Linked DNA regions of Homo sapiens: all the other regions are linked to region 1. The links are chromatin contacts, found by Hi-C or POLR2A ChIA-PET in ENCODE. All regions are on one chromosome and are shown on one strand. The core of a region is the stretch at or near the end of the contact, and the rest is flanking DNA. Distances in the headings are between cores, read along the strand shown.

The links. Hi-C counts contacts between places; a loop is a spot of excess contacts on that map. ChIA-PET counts read pairs that join two places held with the same protein, here RNA polymerase II (POLR2A). Pooled maps may share reads with other maps.
Region 2: a loop to region 1 is called in a pooled map, with 2.1 times the contacts of the local background. The contact joins two enhancer-like sites. A Hi-C loop is called at or near these places in 1 of 50 pooled maps. POLR2A ChIA-PET finds 5 or more read pairs at or near these places in 6 of 52 experiments (AG04450, B cell, BJ and 3 more).
Region 3: a loop to region 1 is called in a map of posterior cingulate gyrus, with 3 times the contacts of the local background. The contact joins two enhancer-like sites. A Hi-C loop is called at or near these places in 3 of 168 maps with a recorded cell type or tissue (B cell, Caco-2 and posterior cingulate gyrus), 11 of 37 single-sample maps with no recorded cell type and 8 of 50 pooled maps. POLR2A ChIA-PET finds 5 or more read pairs at or near these places in 8 of 52 experiments (AG04450, GM12878, H1 and 5 more).

What each region holds. Positions count from the first base shown.
Region 1 is chr1:8,628,444-8,631,338 of GRCh38, forward strand. The region is part of intron 2 of RERE (arginine-glutamic acid dipeptide repeats); the gene reads right to left. Among named protein-coding and RNA genes, the nearest start is that of SNORD128, 130 kb to the left of the region's middle. RefSeq lists an enhancer at 1,377-1,496. Within about 2 kb of position 1,473, at least 7 of the 41 ENCODE cell types and tissues checked have a DNase peak (open chromatin) inside an H3K27ac peak, as active enhancers do; they include B cell, where a contact is called at or near this core.
Region 2 is chr1:8,531,693-8,534,587 of GRCh38, forward strand. The region is part of intron 7 of RERE (arginine-glutamic acid dipeptide repeats); the gene reads right to left. Among named protein-coding and RNA genes, the nearest start is that of SNORD128, 38 kb to the left of the region's middle. Within about 2 kb of position 1,444, at least 3 of the 41 ENCODE cell types and tissues checked have a DNase peak (open chromatin) inside an H3K27ac peak, as active enhancers do; they include B cell, where a contact is called at or near this core.
Region 3 is chr1:8,699,797-8,702,691 of GRCh38, forward strand. All of the region lies in intron 1 of RERE (arginine-glutamic acid dipeptide repeats), which reads right to left. Among named protein-coding and RNA genes, the nearest start is that of RERE, 120 kb to the right of the region's middle. RefSeq lists a silencer at 1,423-1,522. Within about 2 kb of position 1,420, at least 29 of the 41 ENCODE cell types and tissues checked have a DNase peak (open chromatin) inside an H3K27ac peak, as active enhancers do; they include B cell, where a contact is called at or near this core.

The DNA of each region.
Region 1 (2,895 bases), core at 223-2,722:
TAAAATCAAAGCATGACGAACTATTGTACAGTCAAACTTTTCTTTATAACCCTCTGACAAATATTAGGATGACCCAACAAAAAATAAACACAATTTAGAATTCAAGTCTCACAGAAAAAAATTCTACTTTATATTACTCTTAAAAATATTCAAAACAAGGTTCAATTAAAGCCAAATTCTCATATAAAAAGCATTTCCCCTTGGCTCATTAATCAAGCAGCTATTTAAGAAAATAATTTATATAAATGTTTATAGCACAAAAATAAAGTGCTTTATTTGAAAAGGGAAAGATAAGAACGTAGTCAAGAGCAATGTTAAAATCTCAGTTGGAATATATGCCCAGTAATCTTTTAAAGCCAAAATGATTTGGCAAGATTTTCATGCAATTTATGAGTGCATGGGATGTCTGAAGCTGGTTATAAAATTGGTTTTAGTCAGTAGGATCAATGATTCTCAATCTGAAAATCTCCCACGGCCCCCAAGCACTGCATATACTTCTTTTTTTATTAGAAAGCTAGCAGTTCTGAAAGAACTGCACAAAGCTGATGTGATCCACCAAATGCATAATGCACATCTTCAGAATCACCCATGTAAAAACACGTATTTACCAGAATTGAGCAAACGGTTTTGGCAGGGCAAGTATATATATTTTTTAAATCTTCAAATCAGCATGCCTGTAATGGGCCAGAAAAATGAGTGAGGCTATTACCATCAATATCAATTAGTCCAAACAACACATGATAACTAATGTGTCTTTACTAGGGATGTCTAGAAATGAAACCATGGGTCTAGGTTGAGACCTACTCTCTTAACACCTAACCTCTGTCTGGGAATGGATCACAGGATTAAGTGACCTCAAATCCTTGTGAACAGGGAGCAACAAAATCCGTAATTTGGGCAATGATACTGAACAGAGGTATTTCTGGCTGTTTCTCACAACCTCAGCATAGCTTCATGTCCAAAGATCTATTGTGCCATCTGTAAACAACAGAGCATTTGCTAAGCTGGGGAAGGAAGTCAGCCAAAACGTGAAGGCAGATTCTCAAGGCAAAGAAGGCCCTCTCTGCTTTTTCAACCCTCAGCAAATCAGCAGGTTTATGTAAATATAGCAAAAGCACAGTCCCCTCAAGGGTAAAAATCTCAGTCTGAAGCATTAGGCAGTGTGTCATTATGAAACACAAAGAACCTGTCAGCATCTTTTCTGACAGCCTCCTACAGAGCAGAGTGGACACTTACCTCACCCACTAATTTAGCAAGCAGTGCCACACACGCCAGTACTAAAACTGTGGTCACAACATATATAGGCAATGCTCAGCCACTGCTCCACCTCATAAAGAATTTTCCTTTCCATCAATGTGTCTCCGCCTATTAATCTTTGAAATACCTTCTCATCCCTTTGCAAAGCATGGCAGTGCCACTCTGATATAATTTCCAATAGAAAACCCCATTGTAAAAAGCACGCATGAACAAAGACTTTCTCACAAAGAGATTTCTCAGAGACCAAGCTGGGTGGCACAGCGGTGAAATGGGAAGTTGACTCTCAGGACTGCACCGCTCTTCTGCTTTCTGTTTCTCCTCTACATGACTCCTCCACCCTCAATGCTTGGAGGTAACAGTCAATGAGGTACAGTATGTTGGTCTAATATTGCAGAATAAAAAATCCACAAGTATCTCTCTACAGTTAAAACAGATGTCCTCCATTTTCCAAGACACACAAAGAGTGTATATGTTATGTGTGTGTGCATGCTGGAAACAACGCTGAAATCCCGGTACCCAAATTCCAATCCAGAGTCTCTGGCATACTGCATGTCCTCCAACAAACCCTCCCAGTTCTAGTCTCCCAAACCATAAAACAGCCAAACCCATCACCATTCCTCAACTCTATAAACAATGCACTGTTCTTCATAGTAAACACTCAAAAATTATATGAGGAACAAACAAACTAAACAGAGACATGGTTTAAAAAAAAAAGAAGAGAGAGATCCTAGCAAGAAAGTTGCTACGCTCTATCAATATGAACAAAACAAATGCTGTATTCTAATACTTCTTTAGGAAATAACTCGATTGCCAGGTAACCTACTTTAGTTTCCTGCCAGAATCTTTTGCTGTGAGGGGTACTCATATTGACTGTAACACTGGAGAATTTAAAAGGGAAAAGGACTGCTGCTCAGGAAGCTCAGGTGACAGCATCACTGGAGCCCTGGAGTTCAAAGCTGCAGTGAGCTATGATCCAGCCACTGTACTCCAATCTAGGTGACAGAGTGAGACCCTGTCACTCAGTCATACATACATACGTACATATATACACACATACATACATGGAAAAGGAAACAAAAATTGGGAAAAGTGCACCTCCATAAATGAAGCCTTCCCAGTCCTTACCCTTACTCTGTTTATCAACTGTTATCAAAATCAGCTGCATCATCTTAAGGATTCTAAACTTGGTGGGAAAAGATCCCAGATAACATATATCTTTGTTCCCCTCTTTTTTAAACATAATAATTACATTCCATGTATTGAAATGTCTATAGATTCCCAAGTAGTGCTACAAAGAAAGCCTCACTAAACACAGAACACTAAATATTTCTAGCAAACATTCATCTGTCTTTATCCTCATTGCTAACAAGGACAGTTAAATAATGAGAACAAACAAGTTGAGGGGAACAGGTCATAATAAACTAAAAGGGATTTTGTTGAAAATTCCTACATTTCTCTTTTCTCCTTTAAAAGTCAGGAAATCTCCCAATGTATTGAAAACTTAAAAACTGATCTCAGATAATTATCTTCCCAACTTTAAAAAATAATGCTGGGCCAGGCATGGTGGCACATGCCTGTAATTCCAGCACTTTGGGAGGCCGAGGCAGAGGACTGCCTGTGCCCTGGAGTTTGAGGTTA
Region 2 (2,895 bases), core at 194-2,693, 97 kb before region 1:
GGTAAGTATTCTGTTAGATTAAGGAAATTCATTCTACAATTAATTTTCCTTTTCTAAGAGTCCCCTCCCCAATTATTACAGAGCGTTGAATTTTATCAAGTGCTTTTTCTACATTAAGATGATTGCATGGGTACAAAAAAAGAATGAATGAATAAGGTCTAGTATTTGACTGTGAAACAGGGTGACCATAGTCAATAATAATCCAATTGTACATTTTAAAATAACTAAAATAGTATAATTGGATTGTTTTTAACACAAAGGATAAATGCTTGAGGGGGTGGACAACCCATTTTACCATGATGTGTCTATAATGCATTGTATGCCTGTATCAAAACATCTCATGTACCACATACATACGCTATGTATCCACAAAAATTAAAAATTAAGAAAAAGATGATTGTCTATGTTTTCTTCTTCTATATGTCGAAGAGGCAACATATGCTAACAGATAAATTATTAAGGCATTCTTATATTCTATAAATTTGGACATGCATATTTACCTTGCTAGACTCCGTTTGTTAACATTTCATTTAAACATTTTACATTCATGTTCATAAGATTGAACCTATAAATTTTATTTTTTTAACCTGGTTTTATAATAAAGGTTTTATTAGCTTCATAAAATGACTCAGGGGACCCATAACAACTTTCTCTGTTCTCTGGAACACTGGTAGAATTCACCTGTAAAGCATGAGTCTGATTCATTTTTCTTTTTCTCTTTTATTTGGGGGGGGTCCGGGGAGGGGGGAGACAGAGTTTCACTTGTTACCCAGGCTGGAGTGCAATGGCACAATCTTGGATCACTGCAACCTCCACCTCCTGGGTTCAATAGATTCTCCTGCCTCAGCCTCCCAAGTAGCTGGGATTACAGGTGTGCACCACCATGCCTAGCTAATATTATTATTTTTAATTTTTTTTTGAGACAGAATTTTGCTCTTGTTGCCCAGGCTGGAGTACAATGGCACAATCTCGGCTCACTGCAACCTCTGCCTCCTGGGTTCAAGCAATTCTCCTGCCTCAGCCTCCCGAGTAGCTGGGGTTACAGGTGCACGCCACCCCACCTAGCTAAATTTTTGTATTATTAGTAGAGACGGGGTTTCCCATGTTGGCCAGACTGGTCTTGAACTCCTGACCTCGGGTGATCCACCTGCCTTGGCCTCCCAAAGTGGTGGGATTACAGGCATAAGCCACTGCCCCTGGCCCTTTTTTTTTGTATTTTTAGTAGAGACAGGGTTTCACCATATTGATCAAGCTGGTCTCAAACTCCTGACCTCAAGTGATCCACCGCCTCAGCCTCCCAATGTGCTGGGATTACAGGCATGAACCACCAAACCCAGCCTGATTTATTTTTCTTTTCGGTCTAATGAGATTAAAAAAATTATCCAATGCAAATTATAAAAACTGCCTTTAAAGGGAGAAGGTATGCAGTTTTTACCTATTTCCTCTTTCTTCCAGGCGGAAATCTGGATGTAATGGCCATCACTACATTGCCAACCTTGAAACAAGAGAACAGTGGCAGACAAGGTAGTAAAGGGTGGACCCCTGATGACTGTGAGGTCCTAGTCTAGGAGTGCTTCCTTTCAAACTCTGCTTACATGAGAGAGAAATGAAAGTGATATTTTATTTAAGCCTTTTACACAGTCTCTTTCTGAAGCTTCCAGTATTTGAAGTTCTCGGGTGTGTCTTGCTGTTTGTCTCATCTGACCACAGTTAATGGTACATGGTTTCTTCCGATATTTCTGACGGTGAGCTTGGCATTCAAGGATATTTTATCTGTGGGGATCCTACAGGATCTTGGATGAGGGTGTCTCCCATTAAAAAACATTTTACATATGCTTCTGCCAGGTATCTTGAAGGGTTTACTGGCATGAGACCACTTTTTATATTGCCTTCTTATCCTAGAGTTCTCATATTCTGAAGGGCCCAGAATCCCAACCCTAAACAGGTGGGTTTCCCTGTTACTCCCCTCTAGGTTGGAAAATGTTAACAAACTCAATCCAGCCTCACCATGAGCTACTGAAAGATCAGCTTACTGCTTTAGTTTTCAGTTTCTCTTAATTCTTTGGAGCTCAGCTCCGCAGTTAAAAGTTTTGTTATGTGTTATTCCATTACTCCAGGTAACATTCCTAGATGTTATCTGACAAAGGGTTTTTGAAATGATCAAAGGGTTTTTGAAATGATCAAATCAAATGATCAAATGAAAAACAGGCTTTTGTCCTGTTTTATTAAAGTTATCTTAACTTCAGTAGGCTTTGTTTTCCAAAAATACATGTACTCTCAACCATCTCCAATATTTTCCATCTCAGGTAAATGTTTCTGAGAATTCAAATGTGATGGCAGATAAAAGCAAACAGGAAAAAATTTGTATCCAGCTCTAGCTGCTCATCTTCAAAAGCTACACAAAGACCACGAGCTGTGGTGAGTGGAAAAGGGAACTGTTACTCAAATGCAAGTAAATTTTAGAATGTCTCAAATTCAAATTAGTTGAAATACAGGTGTTTTAGATTGTTAACTTTTCCACTTAAGTATAAAGATTTATGTTGAGGAAAAAAATGGTCCCAAGGTCACAGAGCAAAGTGACAGAAAATTAAGAAATAAAGACATTAAAAATAATGAAATAAGGTTTCTTAATGTTAAAGAAGAATGTTACACATAAGGAAAAGGGAATAAACTAGCAGAAATTCTGTAGTACTGGATTGAACTTGGAGAATTTCACATGAACTTATGAATATACACACATAAATACAAAACTATAGGTGCAAGTGTGTGCATTATATATGCGATAGATACAAACACACGCACTCCCTAGCTCTGTTTCTCAGAAGGTCAGAGAGCAGCAACACAAAGTAATGAGCACACTTAGCACCAAATCTAGGCTTTAAAATATCATTCTCC
Region 3 (2,895 bases), core at 170-2,669, 71 kb after region 1:
TTCTCCAATGAATTAAAAAGTATCTTAGTCTAAGACAAGCTCTCTTTCTACCCAGCCACCCCCACGAGATCCCACTCCGCCCCAACAACCCTCAGCCCCCATCTTCTATCAGCAAACTGGGCCTCTGACACAAAGGTACCACATTTATAATATCAGCTTTAGTCATAAACAGATTTCAATCAAGTTTGTTTCTACGACTTTTGCTCCTTTTTAAAAATGCAATGGATAGCCCAGGCGCAGTGGCTCATGCCTGTAATACCAGCACTTTGGGAGGCCGAGGCGAGTGGATCACAAGGTCAGGAGTTCGAGACCAACCTCGCCAACATAGTGAAACCCCATCTCTACTAAAAATACAAAAATTAGCCAGGCGTGGTGGCACACGCTTGTAGTCCCAGCTACTCAGGAGGCTGAGGCTGGAGAATCACTTGAACCCGGGAGACGGAGGCTGCAGTGAGCCGAGACCATGCCATTGCACTCCAGCCTGGGTGACAGAGTGAGACTCCAACTCAAAAAAAATAAAAATAAAAATAAATGCAGTAGATAATAACAGCTCTGGACAGTAGTATCTACTCAACAGGAAAGCAGACAGTAAAGAGACCAGACCACTGAGAACCCATGTCAGTCACATTACAATCTATGTTACAGCCTGAAAAGCCTGAAAAGACTCAAATCTACTCATAAATACTTTCTAATAACTTGAAACAATAACACTATAAAATATCAAGTTGGCCACACATGCCCCTGAGCAGACACGTCTAAAAGCTTCTATGTGCCACCCAGCCCATGGCCAAACTGCTGTTGGTCAATGGGTTGCTCAAGTCCTTTTGTACAATGTAACGAGAGGTAAGAGACAAGGGGGAAACATTCTAGCCACCTTATCTCCAATGATGCCAACATTTATTTCTGCTTGAGTTTTACAAACTAATCCTAGACTAGTTAACAAAGAACCCATTTTTCATTGTTGATTTTTACACAAAATATTGGCTTCCTATGTCATTATAAAATGGATGGCTCCATCGGCTTCTCAGCCTACACAATAGCAAGCAAAACCCTTTGGCCTTGGAAAAGCATGGTAAATATAATACCTACTAATAAGTTACATGGTTTACCAATTTCCTCAAAATCAAAAATAAATCTCTCACAAGTCAACTATTAAATAAGTAAACAAAAGCTTGTCTTGTTCTATCACTTGCTTAAAAGCAAGCACGGTGGCATGGGAGAGGGATTAAGAAACACAACCAGTCAAGTCCATAAAACCTTCAGTGTAAGATAAAACTACCCTGTAGGAGCAGCCAATGCATTCTGACCTAACAGCTGTACACAGTTGCACTAGTTAAAATGAAAAGCTAGTCTGCATCACACACAGGCAATTCACTGAGCCTTACTGATACGTTGATGGGGTTTACCATCACAGTCTTCCCTCCCCTAACCTACAATGTAAAAAATGAATTGCCATATAGCTGAAGGCACCGGGATGGGGGTGAGGGGAATACACACACACACACACACACACACACACACACACACGCACACACTCCCTCCCTCCCTCTCTCAGGCATTTCAAAAATAATCACAACCATGTAGATTGTAACATATCCTATACGCTATAAAAACACACACACAAAGGAAGTGGTACAGCTACATTACGTCAGCTCTTGCCTCAATTCATAAATGCAAAAACCACAAAACAAGACAAAAATCTAAACGGCCTTTTTCTGGAAATCTTAGAGTGAATGAATGTGGGTTAAGTCTTTAAATATGTTATTGAACACTTCTCGCAGATGCATTGCTTTCATCAGCCACGGGGAGGGAAAAAGTGTAATCTTGGTCAATTCTATCATGCAACCAGATCAAATAACATTTCAAGTGCAGCCTGCCAAGCGCCAGCGCCTGCCGGAGTACAATGAGCGCTCAACTGCTCTGGACTGAAAAACCATCTTTCACTGGTCCCAGGGATCTTTATAAAATAGTTTAAACACTACTAAATTACAGAGTTAGAAAAAAAAAATACAAGCTCAACTCTGCTGCCCCCACACTATTGTGAAGCTGCTGTTAAGCATCTAAAAATCTGCCTTGTGTAATTTACTAGGCAATGTAAATATTCAGAAAGGCAACTGCCTCTCAGAGCCCAAGTCTAACACATGCATAAAAATGTAGAGTTGGTTGTGCTTCTGGAAATAATTGCCCACAGATCAACGTGCTTACATGGGATATTGTTCCCATCTGTAAGGTTTCAAATCATGTCTACTTTAAATTTGGAGTTTCCAGAAAGAGGAAAAAAAAAAAAAAGCCAGAACTCAAAACAGTAATTTTGGCACAGAATTGTGAGGACTTTGTTAAATCTGTTCTCAACTTTTACTCAGTGTCTCAATCTTAAAACACAGAGGCACAAAGGGAAAATGGAATTTCTCTGTAGACACCCGTGTTCATTCACAGACCATTTTTTAGATTTTCCGTGTGGCTGAGAGGCCTCCAGCCAAACAATGCCCACAGAGCGCGGGGCACATGTGCGCCAGGGACGCTTAAGGGCTGCAAGTAAAACAAAGTAACCTATTACAGGAGTTTCCTTCTCAGCAAACAAAAAGTGGTCAAGCAGGTCTCCCTACAGTTTCAGAAAACAAGAGTTGAGTAAACAAGAGAGGAGAAACAAGGAAGACAGCATCCCACACTAAAAAATTCTTTTAACAATTTAAACGTAAAACAATCGTCAAGAGTACCTCCGCATTTTAGCTACTCTGGCAAAATAACAGTAGTTCGGTCCAAGAAGAAAATTTCATTTGTCACTTAAGTAGCCTCAAATCAAGTCCATCAAATTCATTTTATTTTTAAACTTGTTTATTCCACAGTAAAGCAATGAAGTTTCTGATCAAAGAGCGACTTCTGCATTATACTCGG